2 separate regions of the Homo sapiens genome follow, and region 1 is linked to region 2. Evidence: read pairs that join two places in POLR2A ChIA-PET (ENCODE). Cell type or tissue: OCI-LY7. All regions are shown on one strand.

The links. ChIA-PET counts read pairs that join two places held together with the same protein. Peaks named below come from ENCODE experiments on the same cell type or tissue, not always from the same donor. Only the 100,000 strongest peaks of a DNase experiment are listed, where the experiment ranks them.
Region 1: POLR2A ChIA-PET joins it to region 2 with 5 read pairs; 2 of 35 experiments call an interaction of 5 or more read pairs at or near these places.

Annotation. Positions count from the first base shown.
Region 1 is chr11:115,413,765-115,416,264 of GRCh38, reverse strand. The region is part of intron 1 of CADM1 (cell adhesion molecule 1); the gene reads left to right. Among named protein-coding and RNA genes, the nearest start is that of CADM1-AS1, 18 kb to the right of the region's middle. In OCI-LY7, no CTCF peak of the experiment used is centred here; no DNase peak of the experiment used is centred here.
Region 2 is chr11:116,954,605-116,957,104 of GRCh38, reverse strand. SIK3 (SIK family kinase 3) reads left to right here. Exons shown (of 25, transcript NM_001366686.3): 2 at 41-157. Among named protein-coding and RNA genes, the nearest start is that of APOA1, 120 kb to the right of the region's middle. In OCI-LY7, no CTCF peak of the experiment used is centred here; a DNase peak (open chromatin) is centred at 1,394; H3K4me3 peaks cover 1,382 bases; H3K27ac peaks cover 2,500 bases.

The DNA.
Region 1 (2,500 bases), 1.5 Mb after region 2:
GCTTTGAATATGATTCCTGCTTTTCACAAAAATATGTCTTTGATTATCTTTTCATAAATGCATGACCTGGAGCTAAAATTTTCTGTCAGTGTCTTCTGTGGAGTTGTATATTAATGGTTTGACTTGGCATTATCAGCGGAAGAGCTATGCCACTACAGTATTTAAACTGCATGCCAGACATGGCAGCTGGTACAGTAGATAATAATGAATTGAAGTTTTCACAAGCCTTGTGGTGTTTTCTTACCATTGTTTGTTTTCGGTTTTCCTTTTGTATGAACACAAAAGGAGTAGGATGCACCAACTACAGTGAGGCAGATATAAGGTCTTTCTACCCTAAGATCACCTTGGCCTTTTCTTTCATGCAGCTTCTTCCAGGAAGGCTACTTTGATTATCCCACTTAGAATCAAAGTCTTTTTTTTTTTTTTTTTTTTTTTTTTTTTGGAGACAGTCTCACTCTGTTGCCTGAGCTGGAGTGCAGTGGAGCAATCTCAGCTCTGCCTCCCAGGTTCAAGTGATTCTCCTGCCTCAGCCCCTTGAGTAGCTGGAACTACAGGTGCACATCACCATGTCTGGCTAAATGTTGTATTTTTAATAGAGACTGGGTTTTGCATGTTGGCCAGGCTGGTCTCGAACTCCTGACCTCAGGTGATCCACGTGCCTTGGCCTCCCAAAGTGCTGGGATTACAGATGTGAGCCACTGGGCCTGTCCAGAATCAGTCTTTTTAAAAATTTTAATCGTTCCTTGTCTTTATAACTGTTCTGTCATATTCCTTATTTGCCTTGCATATGTCTTCTCTTAACTTTTGAAAACTTGTAACTCAAGCAGACTCTTTAAAACATCTCTTTTTTTAGGTTTTAGCTACCGGCCATAGGATCTAACAGGTGCAACAAATAATCAGTATATAATATATGAATGATGACCACTTGGTGAAATTAACTGTCAGTTATATAGAGAAAGGGTGATGAATTTAAGAATAGCCAACATTTGGTTAGCCATTTATAGATTAGAAATTGCTCTCATATGTGTTACTTCGTTTGCTCTCATGTGTTATCTCATAATAGTACTATGAGGTAGGGAATAGTTCACTTTCCAGGTATGAAAACTGTCAGAGGTTAAGAGATTTTCCCAAAGTCACTGCAACCACTCCATATTTTAACTGGGATTTGAAACCAATTTTTCAAGCTCAAAACTCTTCCCTCATTAGACCACTCTGCTAGAAGATATATATGCTAGTTCTTCCTCATCCAAGTCTAAAGTCGTAGATCCTTTTAAAATGCTGATCCTCCTTATTAGGGGATAATTGATGCCTAGAAAAGGTCACCTAAGTGAATCTACTTAAATCAGGCACCGGAATTTCACAGTAAATAGAGAAAAAGAGATTTGCTTGAACTTCATTGTGGAAGTGAAACTAATAATGAGGAATACCTTTTATATTTAACAACATTTAAACTATAATTGCATCTATGTGCCAATTCTTAGAATGAGCAAGAATGAAGTGTTGATTGTTTTCCAGGGCAATTTTTCTGACAAGTTGGATGACAAATGCCACAGTGTCCTTCCCTTTATTGTAAGTGTTTAGCCTGAATTTATTCTTGTGACTTTTCCGTTCTAGTGGTTCTTTGGTCTAACTTTACTAGAAACTCTTTGGCTCATGATTTGGCTTGTTATTCAAGCTGTCTTATCATCACTTTCATTGATTTTACCAAATTCTGTTCCTTTGATGAGATTTACAAATTTATTATTTATTATTTTTTTTTAAGAGTTGCACTTCTATATTGCAGTCTGTTTTCTTTGTATATGTGGTATAGAATCGTCCAGAGACCTACAAAGAATATAACTCTGTGGACAGAGATAGACTGTTGTGTTAATTTGGGTGGGGATTAATTTTTTAAGTGGTTTCTGTGTTACTTTTATGATGACTTTGGCCTTCTAACTATGGGGGCTTAAATGATGAATATTAAGATAACTAGGGCTCCCTGAATTAGTAAAAATATCATATTGATGTTCTTTACATAGTTGAAGTGTTGGGTGTTTTTTTTCTACTCCGCAATTATCTACTTTCATGAAAATAAAAGTCCATTGGGCTAAATATAATTGATGTAACAAAAAATAAGCAAATGGTTCTAGAAGAGGGCTTCATTTTAAGGCAGCATTTGCCTTAGTTAACAGATTAACAATTGTATGCTTTGTGTGTGTGTGTATATACTTATTTAAGCAGTATTTGCATAAGGAATTATTCCTTATGAGTGTGATATCATGAGACTGATGGTGGAAATCAGCTTGAGATTAATTTTAGCATAATGGTTAAGAACTGAACTGGAGCCGGGTGTGGTGGCTCACACCTGTAATCCCAGCACTTTGGGAGTCCGAGGCGGGTGGATCATGAAGCCAGGAGTTTGAGGCCAGCCTGGCCAACATGGTGAAACCCCATTTCTACTAAAAATACAAAAATTAGCTGGGCATGGTGGCGTGTGCCTGTAATCCCAGCTACTCCACAG
Region 2 (2,500 bases):
TAATAATGCATCAGAGTAATTTTTTTCCCTCTGTTGTCAGGTTGCTATCAAGATCATAGATAAGACCCAGCTGGATGAAGAAAACTTGAAGAAGATTTTCCGGGAAGTTCAAATTATGAAGATGCTTTGCCACCCCCATATCATCAGGCTCTACCAGGTAGGATCATTAGTGTATAGCAGATAGCTGCAAAGAACCCAGAATATTGTATGTATGGCTCCCTTTGAAGAAATGTGGGTGGGTGAACATCTGTGACTTTTTTTGTTTCTATGTTAATCCTGCTATCTTTCCTACCCTTCTGTTTACGCGCTCAGCACTTAGTATCCTCAAGTTTCCCCTGGCCATTTACTAGTACGTTTTCCTTACCCAGGTAGGTCTTTTTAATTTGTTCTTTAAAATTTGATGCCATTCTTAGCAACAACTACACAAAATGTTAATTCAGAAGATGATGAGAATTTATTTTATTTAGTTCAGAGTTCTAACACAGGATGGGAAACTCAAAAAGAAGAGAATTTAGAGAGGTGAAAAGTTAGAGATGAATATAACATTTTTTTAATAGCATTATTTGAATACTAGTTTCTGTGATCATGTTATAAATTGTTATGGCAAAGGACTGCTTCTTGGATCAATCAAAACCTACCTCTTTTCTATTCTAATAGGATTGTAGACTTAGTTTTCCAAGGTAGTAATTATTTTGATAATCAAGAGACCAGATCAAGTGACCAGATCTCTCCAATAGGAGAGATTTCTATTTTAGTTTTTTTTTTTTTTGGTCTTCCCAAGAAACATGCATATTTCATGCCATCATCAAAATGATTCCCTAGCATAACTACAAAAGCAGTAAATCTGATGGCTGGAATTTCAAGCGGGATAGGAGGAGAGGACCTTGCCTTAGCAGGCTGGTGAAAGAGATATTTTGGGAGAGGTGGGGCTTCGGGATGCTTCTCAAATTGCAATGTGTTGGCAGCCGAGAACTTTGCCTCTGCATAGGCCCAACTCTACTTGCTGCTTTCTGCCAGAACAGCCATCTCTTAGTTCTGAAGGACGTGGCCACCCACTTGGTTATTTTGCTGCTGTTAGTCTGCAGTAAATGGTTACTGGCCCAGACATAGGACCATGTGTAAAAGTGGAGAAAGTACACCCAAGGCTCTATGGGCAAGCTTTCGTAGCCTCTTAGTTTTATGGAAAAGAAAACATGTTGTGATATTAACATGTGTGGTTAAAACTACAGCGTTAGAGCTCTTCCCTGGCATCAGCTGCTCACATAATGAAATTAGGTCAACAGGAGCAGACCTGTTGAAATTTATCAGCCTAAATTATGTTGAACAACGCCTACCTTCTGCCCCACAAGCAAACTTATGAAAGCTTCCTGGTGCTGCCTGAAGACCTATATCTGTGAGCTCACAGGTGTCTAACCTCAGCTTCCTTCCTATCCTGATGGGCTGAATAAATTTCTTGACCTTACCTTTTAAAATAAATCATCTTTAAATAATTGTGGGGCTTAGGCTGACCTTTCTCAAGAGGTTGACTTATAGCTATTACCCTTGTAACTGAATTCTGCAAGTTTGCCTGTCTTACCCAAGATTAGCCTATGAGGATTTCCACAGGTCCAGTGCTAGCTTTGAGCAGTGCCTTCTTTCAAGCTTTAATTTTGCTTTCTGGCAGCTGGGTTTTTTAAATTTTATTTATTTATTTATTTATTTATTTTTGAGACGAAGTCTCACTCTGTTGCCCGGGCTGGAGTGCAGTGGCATGATCTCTGCTCACTGCAGCCTGCGCCTCCTGGGTTCAAGTGATTCTACTGCCTCAGCCTTCCAAGTAGCTGGGATCACAGGCATGTGCCACCACGCCCAGCTAATTTTTGTATTTTTAGTAGAAACGGGGTTTCACTGTGTTGGCCAGGCTGGTCTCGAACTCCTAATCTCAAGTGATCCACCCACCTCGGCCTCCCAAAGTGCTGGGATTACAGGCGTGAGCCACTGCGCCTGGCCGGAACTGAATTTTTAATTGTATTTAGTTTTAATTAATTTAAGTGTAAAACTAAAAATAATTTTAAAAAGAATTGTTGAAATGATAGTATTTTGGATATATTGGGGTAAATAAAAAGTAGTATTAGAATTATCTTCACCTTTTCCTTTTTCCTTTTTAAATGTGGCTACTAGAAAAGTTAAAATAATATATGCAGTTCATATTATATTTCTATTGGACAGCACTGTTGTAGAAAGATATACAATAAGCAGAGAACAGTGTTCCTCTGGGGATTGAGATGGAGGAGATTGGGAAGAGGAAAGCCTTTGGTCTTTTGTTTTATAATGAGTGTATGTAATCATTATTACTTTTAAAAATGTTTGATGGAAAATGTAAAAAGGAAGAAAGGACTGACAACATACTACAATGAATTTTAAAAAGGAGCAACAAAGGGACCAAGACAAAACACAAATCACTTACGTTACTTTAAAAGGTTGAGTATTTTAAATTACTGTTCTCTTTTTTTCAAATAAA